Linked DNA regions of Mus musculus: region 2 is linked to region 1. The links are chromatin loops, found by intact Hi-C in ENCODE. Cell type or tissue: heart. All regions are shown on one strand.

Evidence for each region. Hi-C counts contacts between places; a loop is a spot of excess contacts. Peaks named below come from ENCODE experiments on the same cell type or tissue, not always from the same donor. Only the 100,000 strongest peaks of a DNase experiment are listed, where the experiment ranks them.
Region 2: it touches region 1 in a loop (7-fold over the local background); 8 of 42 quality-filtered maps call a loop at or near these places.

What each region holds. Positions count from the first base shown.
Region 1 is chr8:107,813,413-107,818,412 of GRCm38, reverse strand. All of the region lies in intron 1 of Gm42040 (a long non-coding RNA gene), which reads right to left. The region is part of intron 2 of Gm39242 (a long non-coding RNA gene); the gene reads left to right. Among named protein-coding and RNA genes, the nearest start is that of Gm39242, 18 kb to the left of the region's middle. In heart, a CTCF peak has its summit at 2,420 (motif pointing left); no DNase peak of the experiment used is centred here; H3K27me3 peaks cover 910 bases.
Region 2 is chr8:109,534,158-109,539,157 of GRCm38, reverse strand. It overlaps Pmfbp1 (polyamine modulated factor 1 binding protein 1), which reads right to left. Exons shown (of 21, transcript NM_019938.3): 15 at 3,182-3,346; 16 at 2,439-2,606; 17 at 1,954-2,121; 18 at 1,114-1,217; 19 at 485-559. Among named protein-coding and RNA genes, the nearest start is that of Dhx38, 29 kb to the left of the region's middle. In heart, CTCF peaks have their summits at 2,240 (motif pointing right) and 3,831 (motif pointing left); a DNase peak (open chromatin) is centred at 2,287; H3K4me3 peaks cover 273 bases; H3K27ac peaks cover 1,187 bases.

The sequences.
Region 1 (5,000 bases):
TCCTGGCTTTATGTATGCATCCGTATACACAAACACATATCTAACCATTTATCTAGAAAGAGTGTGGGCTGCCCTCAGTTATATCACAGGTTGATAGCCTTCTTTTTCTTTCTTTTTTTTTTTTTTTTTTTGAAGCAAAACAACCTTTCTGTCTAATTTTCTACTTCTTCAGCTCTCAGAAAAACCTTCAAAATCCTTTGCAAATTGGTTCTCATGTGCAGGGCGTTTAATGTTTAGTATTTGAGGTGTTTTAGTCAGTGCCCACATAAAACAAGAGGACAGACCCAAGTCGATGTGTGTTTAGATAAAGAAGCAAACTCTGTGCCCATTGTTCCTGATGGCCCAGGGGACCACCCCTGAAGAGGAATATCAGCTAACATTTTAGGCTTGTTTTGAAAATCCAGAAAAGCCCCATATGAGACCTGCCGACACCAGCCATGATAGGACGATGCTGGATGATAACAATCTAACAAAGAATAAGCGTCGGCTCACTACCAACTCACCAGAACAAGATCCTTTAGCTCTCAAAGCTAAGCCAAGTTGATATTAAGACTGTCTTAGCCGATCCTTCTTGAACAGAGAATTATACGTGGACCTGGACAACCGGGAGAAAATGATGCCAATAAAAAACAGAATCAGCTATCAGACCCTAATCTACTTGTAACAGTGAAAATCCCTCCAAACAGTTGGCCCTAACAGCCATGATGGCATGGCGACTATCAATACGGCATAGAATGGATCATTTGGTCAAAAGGAACACACCAACAGGCACATCCGAAGCAGCCGAGTACTCATCAGGCCACCTACATTTCTGCAATCTCTCTGTGCTTTAAGTTTTGAAAGGTTGATCATTTATCTTTTCAAAAGAGTTTCCCAACGGCTAACAAGACGGATCAAGTCACTCTGTGTAACCTGATTAAACTTCACATGGGGGAGACTGGGCCAGTCCGAGCCCTCCCCTCACACGGTCATTTTTCTGCCATTTTGCGGCGGCTGCTCCACCTGGCTCGGGCGCAGCTGTCATAAATCGCAGGTGACACAGCTGTGCGATTTAAGATCATCAGCTCCAAAAATATAAGTTCTTTTTTTTTTTAAATTTAAATCACTTCCAGGTCTTCCTCTTCACTGAGAGACAATAGGTCTTTGTACTCACTTTATCTTCCCATGTGGTAACTGCACCTGAGCAGAACTGGGCAGTGTGGGATAAATAAATAGAGGACACTTTGCAAAATCATCTGGACATTAAATACGCATTTTTTTTAAATCGTATTTTGAGCTGCTTTAGGAAAAAAGGAGCTGGAGAAACCAGCTTCTTTGCAAGTTAATGGGCAGGCAGGAAAATTCTCAGAGCCATTTCCAAACTCGCATTCGAATCAGGGAAAACCAGTGTGAGGCACAGATCCCTGTGGCGTCTGTCCTCGGGCACTAGATTCCGCACATTTCCCCTCACGTGAGTGATTGTGTATGTAAGGAGCATTTTACATAGTTCTCTTCTGTGTTTTCTCAGTTTTTAAAAAGAAAATCATGTAAAAAGGGTTGGGGTCTTGTTAGGAATTGCTACATCCAAACTGGAGCTGACTTTGCCCACTGAAGCTGATGGGCTGACATGATCCTTTGTAGTACTGGGTTTTTCCCCCTCCCTCTCAGCATCTGCCCGAATCTCTCTACAAGCTCTTCTCTTGGTCAGCAGAAAGGATCTGTCCTCTTGGAGTCCAGGAAAAGCAAATTGAACTGTGTGAGGACTCTGCTGTAATGCATTTATCTAAGCATCAGTTAGGTGTGTCTGACCACTCTTACTGGGGTGGTTTCTACAGACTACCTGCCTCTATTTAATCCATTCCTCTCCCTGCCAGAGACACACATCAAACAGGAGAGACATATGACCAAAAGAAATACCTATTTTCTCACACTTTCCACATTAAATATCTCCAACCTCTGATAGAAGCCTCTTTAAAGTAGAATTAATTTCTGTATTTAAAAACATAACAGCTTGTGGTGTTTTACTTTGGTTGCACTGGTGGGGCAATCTGTAGGTGCTCACGTTCTTATTATACATGTATTTTAATCTACAACCCAGCCTGATGGGTCTCTTATTTTCCTAACTGCCATTTCCCTCTCCATTTGAGACCTTATTTGTTATCTCTTGCTCAATGCTTATTCAAAAAGAAAAAAAAAATTCCACTCAATCTTTTTTTTAAAAATTGGTCAGCAAGACAATATACAAAAGGACAGGAAACACACACACACCGGAGTCATGCACAATCTATAATTTTCCAATGTAGAACAGGTTTCTTTTTCCCCCCTTCCTCCTATAGCCTCATCCAAAGGAAAAAGGGGAATTATTTACATTCACAGCTTAAAAAATAATTATAATGCTTTTTTTTTCTCCACACTCACCGCTGCTGGGCACAGGGGTTTGTTTTGTGGAGAGAGACTGCCCTCTGCAGGGAAGAAAGGTTTAAAAAAAAAAAAAAACCACATCTTTCAGGCAGTCAACAATACAAGACAGCTGGGTGCTAAAATATAAACAAATAGTTTTCCAAATATGTTTGCTTGTAAGCAATTAAACTGTACTTACTCTCAGAGAGAGAGAGAGAGACTCGTCCACATTCTTCTTTTTTTTTTTTTTTTTACACTGGCTTACTCCAAAACAGCTCTAGTGTGTACAAGACAATAAGAAAGAGGTAACTTCTTAGTGGGTGTCCCGGGCAAGGTGCACGGTGGAATAAAACCGTGGTTCGGACTTCCTTCTTCCCTCAAATCAGGGTGAGCGAAGAAGAAAACAGACAACAAACCCCTAACAGTCATTCCAAAACCTGGAGAAACGTGTACAGCAAGGGCTGGAATTTTTACATCCAATCTCCCTAGATTTTTCTCCTCTAGTCCTGAGCTGGGGCTCAGGTTGGGGGTCCAGTCAGGGGTAGGGGCAAGCTTTAAATGCCTAGAAAACCAGTTTGTTTCAAGGTTTTTAGATCATGAGGTGAACTGATGCCAGCGTCACTTCACGGTATGTTTTTCAAGAGAAATGGATACAAATTGAGAAAAGCCTAATGTAGGTCGTAATAACTTTATGTGTCAGGGTGTGAGTCCGTGATGGGGATAACTGATGACATAATCCTCTCCGGGGTCCCACCCCACCTTAGCTCTGCCTGTCCTGCGCCAAATCCCCCTCGCATTCACGAGAAGGGGAAGGTTGTCTCTGCTTCTTTTGGTTTAGGAAATTTTTTTAAGGTTTTCACACAGTAGATTCTGTAAATAGGAAGGGCGTGAAAAGACGTCCCATTTGGGTGACATCTTCCGCGTCCTGACATCTTTCTAGGTGATTCCTTACACTTCAACAGACCCTTCCAGAAGACTTTGGCTCCCATTGTCGTGCTCCCCGCTGGAGCTTCTGCCGGGCCCACAAGAACTGACCTCCTTCTCCCAGTCTCTAAATGTGACCGGCAGGGGGGCTGATGGCGTGCTCATTTTTTACATCAGTCTTATAAATTGCTTTCCCCATTAATTGTATCCATGGAAACAATACATTTGGCTGGGAAGGGACTCCTGAATAAAATTTAATGGGATTCTCAAAAAAGAGAAAACGTACAAGCTGACAGACGCTCCTGCAGGCCACGCTAGCAATCTGGGTTCTCGGTTGCTACAAGATTCATTTTCTGGTCCTCAAAAACTGTTTCGAGCTGAAACCAAATTCAAGTGAATGAGAAGATAAAATAAACAACAGCAAACCAAACAAACAAAAACCCTGCCTTCTTGCATCCTTAAAAAATTAGGAAGGAAGAAGAGGCAAAAATAACCCAGCCATCCTGAACAGAGTTTAAAAAAAAAAATCCTAACATTTCTCAAGGAAGAATGATGATGAATGGCACTCGGGGGTCCTTTCTACTCAAGTCTGGCTAATATAAATATGGAGAAAACATCAGGTTCCCACAGCAATAGCCAATAGTCAGATGCTGAAGTAAGTATGGGACTACGTCAAGCTCACCACCTCCATACTCTGCACTATCCTCAATAAACATTCTAGGCAGCCACTCTGGTCCTCTGCATCTTCCTTGTAGAAAGGTACTGTAGGGTCATACTGCAAAGCTGCCTACATTGAATTTGGGAAACGTGTGGGTAGACGCCAGTCGTTATAGCATTAGTTACTACTGTGAAAAACCAAGGGTTTGTTTCGTTTTGTTTTGTTTTTAAAGGGGTGCCATCTCTTTACAGTAATAATAATAAAATCCACTCAAACCTCTTGGAGGCTTCTCTTAAAGTTAGATGGATGTGATGTAGATAAAGAAGGATGTGACTTTAAATCTAATAATGATGCATGAATTTCAAATTATCCATGATGGTTTTCCCTGAGCCTCAAATCATTTCTGCCTCTGGGTAAATAGCTTAAATTCTTTAAATATATAAAAATTCACTTTCGACATTTCCTCTATATAAATGATCCTCTCCCTGAAATGAAAGGATGTGCCTGCTGCATCAAGGCTTCACACCCACATTACCTCTAAGAAGCCTTGCGAATGAGAAATTCAGAGGAGAAACTCGGACTGGGTACAGATCAGCCAGAGAGAAGGCAAGAGATGCCTGGAAGCCAAATCCAGAGCCTAGCACAGGCTAAGCATATTCCCTCTCAATCCCTCCCTTCCTCCCTCTGGTCCATCCCTGGCTGCTGGTTCTTGGCTGAATCTCTATCCAGATGCCAGCGAAACTCAGACAAGTGAATCCAGCAAGAACCAGAGAGATGACAGAATCTTGGAGGAGCTCAGACTCAAGAGAGTCTCAAAGCCAGTCTCCCTAACGAGCACCGTGGCCAGGTTCTGTTATCCGGCCTGCCTGGCACATCCCACTTAGCATTGCTTTTGCCGCCCTTTACGGGCTAAAGTTCTTAACAGGAAGCTTGTCTTTCCACAGTAGGAACAATGACTTGACTATAAGCGGACAGATATCACGTCTCTGATATCACGGGTACACTTTTAAATTTACCTAAAACAAAAGGAGCCTTGGAA
Region 2 (5,000 bases), 1.7 Mb before region 1:
GACCAGGAGGTGAAGCAGGGTCACAGGGAGAGTAGGACCCTAAGTAAAGGTGCCTCAGTTTCCCGAGGACAAGGTCAAGCAGAGGAACCTTCAACCTGGACTTCCTGCCTTGAAAGCAGTGAGCCATGGCTTCCTTTCGCCTTCGTTCATGGACATCTCTTCCAGCCACTTAGTCCATACACATAGTCCTGTCTGCCACTACTCATTCTTTTCTTAATGCCCTCAGCCTCTGAAACTCACAGGAGTTGAGTGGAAGAAGGAGGTGTGTGATCTCTTACTGTATTGCCATTGAGGGGGAAGGTATTAAGGTCCCTTGTCAGTATAGTCAAGTGACATGTTAGTGTTGCAAAGGAACTGTTTCGGGTCTCAGGGTCTGCCTGGATCTTAGTTTTGTTTTGTTTTTCCTGGGGGGCTGGTCCCCATACAGAATGTCAATCAACCAGGGGTGGTCCCAAGAGGCAACTGTCCAGGGAGGAAGACTTACTCCTTTTCGCCAGTCAACTTGGCAATGTATTTAACCTGCTCTCTCAGCTTGTTTCCCAACTTCTCATTGGCAATCCTGTAACAAAACACACAGGGGAGGGATGACTCTTCCCTAGAGCTGCGAGAAGCTGGCTGATGGGCACTGGGTCTTCCCAGGAGGGTTTCTGCTGGCTCCTTGCCCCCCTCCTGCCCCCCATCAATCACCTCTTCCCTAGAGGGAGAGCCTTGTCAGTCACAAAGGGACTCACATTCTACTAATGCCTTGGTCTACAAGGGATTGGATTCCAAGTGAGGTTGGATCCCAACTTAGGAAGAGGAAGCGTGGACCTCATGGAAACGGGCTCTGTGCTTCTGATGCTACTCTGTTGCTATGCTACAGGCTTTGCAAGGTTGGATCCCAACTTAGGAAGAAGAAGCTTGGACCTCCTGGAAACGGGCCTTCCCGTCGGATGCTACTCTGTTGCTATATAGCAGGGTTTGCAAGATGGCCTGAAAGGGCCAGACCCCTCTTGTCTGATTCTCAGTTCTTGTGAGTGAGTTCTCCGGCAAGCATGTGTGACTGACTTGTCACTGTGGTTCTCAGTTCTTCCTGGCCGTGGGACCTACCCTACCTCTGTCTCAAATACTCACTTCTGCTCCTTTGCCCATTGTTCCACGTTGTTCATAATCTGGTCATTCTCCCGGTGGTGCCTGCAGGTTTCTTTGGGGGTTAGCTTTGCAGGCGGGGAGTACGGCTTTACACACAGGAAGGAAAAACAAGACGATAAGGGATGAGAACACCGACTGCTACCTCCCCCTCCCCCAAATACTGGATTCTTCTTTCTGAGAAAAGAAAAAAAAAATCAGCTCTGCTGCCCAACCTGAGGCTAGAGCTGCCACATGAGGAACCTGCGTAACTCACAGTGGTGACACCTCGGAGGAGGCACGGTTCGTGGCTGATATGTACACTGATAGTAATGATTCTCAGGCTAATGGCAGTGGAGTGACTTGTTCTAAAACAGCAGTGTTTTAGAACAAGTATAAACACAGCCAACGGAAGAAGACAACCAGGAAGAAGAGGTGCTTCTTTTTCATTTGAGCAAGGGCCCTGTGGTCTGCCGTGGATGTCCCTGCTCTGGTTGCTGGATGTGTGGCTTGTCTAGAAAGCTTCTTATCTGCTTGGATGGCAAAAACTAGCAGGACATGCTCAGAGGGCAGCAAACCAGGGTAGGGGTGGGAGGGGGGCATCTTTGTGAGTGGAAACTGATGTCCCAGTCTTTTGCTGGGACCAGGCTTCTCTTGGTTAGAAATGACCCAGAACTATCCAGACTCGGCTCCCTGCTGAATAATGCATGTGTGTGTGTGTGTGTGTGTGTGTGTGTGTGTGTGTATGTGTGTGTGTGTGTGTGTAAGTGTGTGTTCCTTCCATCCCCCCAAATTGCCCAGTCAGGAGGGGTGGAGAGGAAGTGACAGAATCCAAACTGTGCCCACCTCCTTCTCATCTGCAAGGAGGCTCTCTCTTAGGGTCGCCATTTCCTCCTGGAATTCTCGGAGCTGCGACTCCTTAGCTGCCAACATCTTAAGGTCACTCTGGTGCTGCCTCTGCCACTGCAACACCTGGTTGCTCATCTCCTCCAGCTTCTTGTCAAAGTTGTGCACCTACTCAGGAGTGCAAAGTGAGGGGATTGGGGAGGGGTAGTAGGGAAGACGGGACCAGGCAAGGAGGAGTAGACTGGCTTGGGGGGAGTACAGGGGTGTGTGCCTTTAATTTCCAGTGACCAGCAGAGGGCGCCCCTGCTCTGATCTTCCTTCCTTGCCTGCCTGTCAGTCCACAAGCAGAGAAGGTGGAGTGAACCCAGCAGCCAAAGGGTACTGGCTGAGTGCTAAATAATTCTGCCTGCAAAAGGTGACCTTGTGGACCTCTAATAGGAAGGGAGCCCGAGTGAGCGTCCCCTCCCCCACCCCCAAACTCTCACCTCTTGCTCGCTCTGCTGTTGGAAGCCCTGCAGTTTTTTTAACTCCATATTGAGCTTTTTCATCCTTTCCTCATAAGCCGCGATTTCATCTTCCAGTTGAGCTTTCCTCTCCTGGGTCTGTTGCAAGGAGCGATTCAGGCTCTTTGTCTCTGAGGTTGCCTGAGTGAGCTTTCAGCAGAAAACACAGAGTGGATTAGAGTGGCCTCCAGGGCCCTTGGTCTTCTCGGCTGAGTCTTTAGTACAGAAGGTCCCAGGCCCTCTCTGTGGTGGTGCCCATGGTCAGGCTGCAGGTGGTCCAGAGGGAAGGGGAGGGAGAGCAGGTGGCTTTCACCTCTCTTCCCAGTCTTTCATCCTTCCTCATTCCATTTCCAGTTTTTTGTTTTTTGTTTTTTTTTTTCCCCACCGATCTGTAGACATGACCACCAGAGACGGGGCATGGATTCCCCTGATAATCCAGACTTTGGGAAAAACCCTGTCTGTGAATCACCAGTGAGCGGGAAGACTGGTTCGATATTATCATCTCTGCCACCCTACAACGAAGCCGAGGACACCAACATATAAAACTAAGAGAACGCAGGCCTTCGTTGGACAGACCGCCCTGTCCGGGCAAGGGTTAAAAAGCACTGAAGAGTGTCAGTCATACAAGAAATTGACTCCTGTCCACTCGTAGCCCCCCCCCCCCGAGTTTCTTTGACTACTTCTTTGGCAGAGAGTGGGCGTGGCCTCACCTTGCGTGGCCTCACCTTCTCCAGGGCCTGTGTCAGGTCGTCCTGGCAGTTGCCCGACTTCCGCACAAGTTCCTCATAAGCTTCTTTACTAACCATGTTCTGGAAACAGTTCTTCTCTTTCTGGATAGCCGAATCCAGCTGTGTCTGCAGAATCATGATGGAATCCTTCTGGCGGGCTATCTTTAGGGAACAAGAACATCACTATCAAGGCTGTTCCTGGCATGCACAGATGCGCGACTGTAGGAGGCAGACAGGAATTGGGCGCTCTGTCATAGCTGCTGATGTGCACGCGCACATCTCCGCCTCCCTGATAGGAAGAGCAGAGCCCCTTCTGAGCTGCTTGGTATCTCTCCAGCTTCGTTTCTCTTTATGGCTACCATATCGCCAATATAAAAAAAAAAGCTCCGGAACCTGCTAAGTAGATAAGATATGTTTCATAGATGCAAAGATGTCTGTCTGGGCTGGGGAGATTGCGCTGGGGAGATAGCTCGGTCCATACAGTGCTTTCAAGGACTTGCGTTAGACTCATAGAACCTGTTTTAAAAAGATGGATCTTGGGGCTGGAGAGATGGCCCAGTGAGGACCCAAGTTCAATTCCTGGTTCTTACATAGTGGCTTACAACCATCTGTAACTCCAGTCCTGGGGGATCTGATGCCCTCTACTGGCTTCCGTAGGCATTGCATGCATGTGGTTCACAGGGATACATGTAGCCAAATCATATATACATTTACATAAAAAAATTTTTAAAAAGATGCTGGGTATGGCAGTATGCTCTTATAATCCCAGTTCTGGGGACATTAAATAAGTAACCCTCTGGGATTCACAGGCCAAGCAGACTAGCCTGTTTGGTGATTTCTAGGTCACTGAAAGACCCTGTCTCAGAAAAAAAAAAAGTCAGATGACAGACGAGGAATTATCTGAAGTTGTCCTCTGGTCTCCACATGCACCACACATATATGTTCACGAATACCCATGAGCACCTGCACACACGCAGATCTAGAACCCAACACCAGCTCACAGATATGATTCAGCATTCTGCCTACCCAGCCCTGTATGTATTTTGGTCACCTCTGCCTCCTTGTTGGACCTCAGAGCCCAACACAAAATAGGCACGAAATAGTCGTAAAATAAAACGTAAGTTTTCAGGTGTTTAGTTAGAGATTCAAATATTGTATGGTGCAAGGGGTGGGGGTCTTACTGGACACAACTTTGGCAGTTTTTTTTTTTTTTTTTTAGAACAATTCTGTGGGCTGGCGAGATGGCTCAGCAGGTAAGAGCACTGACTGCTCTTCTGAAGGTCCTGAGTTCAAATCCCAGCAACCACATGGTGGCTTACAACCATCCGTAATGAGATCAGATGCCTTCTTATGGTAAGTCTGAAGACAACTACAGTGTACCTACATATAGTAAATAAATAAATCTTAGAGAGAGAGAGAGAGAACAAGAGAGAGAGAGAACAGGAGCCAAACTAGAAACACAAAGAGGAGTCACAACTATGATTACCTTTGCTATAGTACTGAGTTAAGGAGAAAGATGGTATTACCTTGACCATAAGAAGTAGGCACTTGACAGAATTCAACACCTATACTGACAAACCTCTAACGGAGGAACCGAAGGAAGCCGATAAAGGCAGCACTAAGCCCATCGGGCACATGGTACTGAAGCCGATGCATGGCCTTAAGAGCAAAGGACAAGATGCCTACTAGCGCTGCAGCCCGTCATCAAACCAAAGATACCGCCCAATGTGATAAGGCAAGACAAATAAAACAAAGATAAATATTACAAAGAAATATTTAGAGAACCGTGTTGTTTACAAATGGTCTAATTATCTTA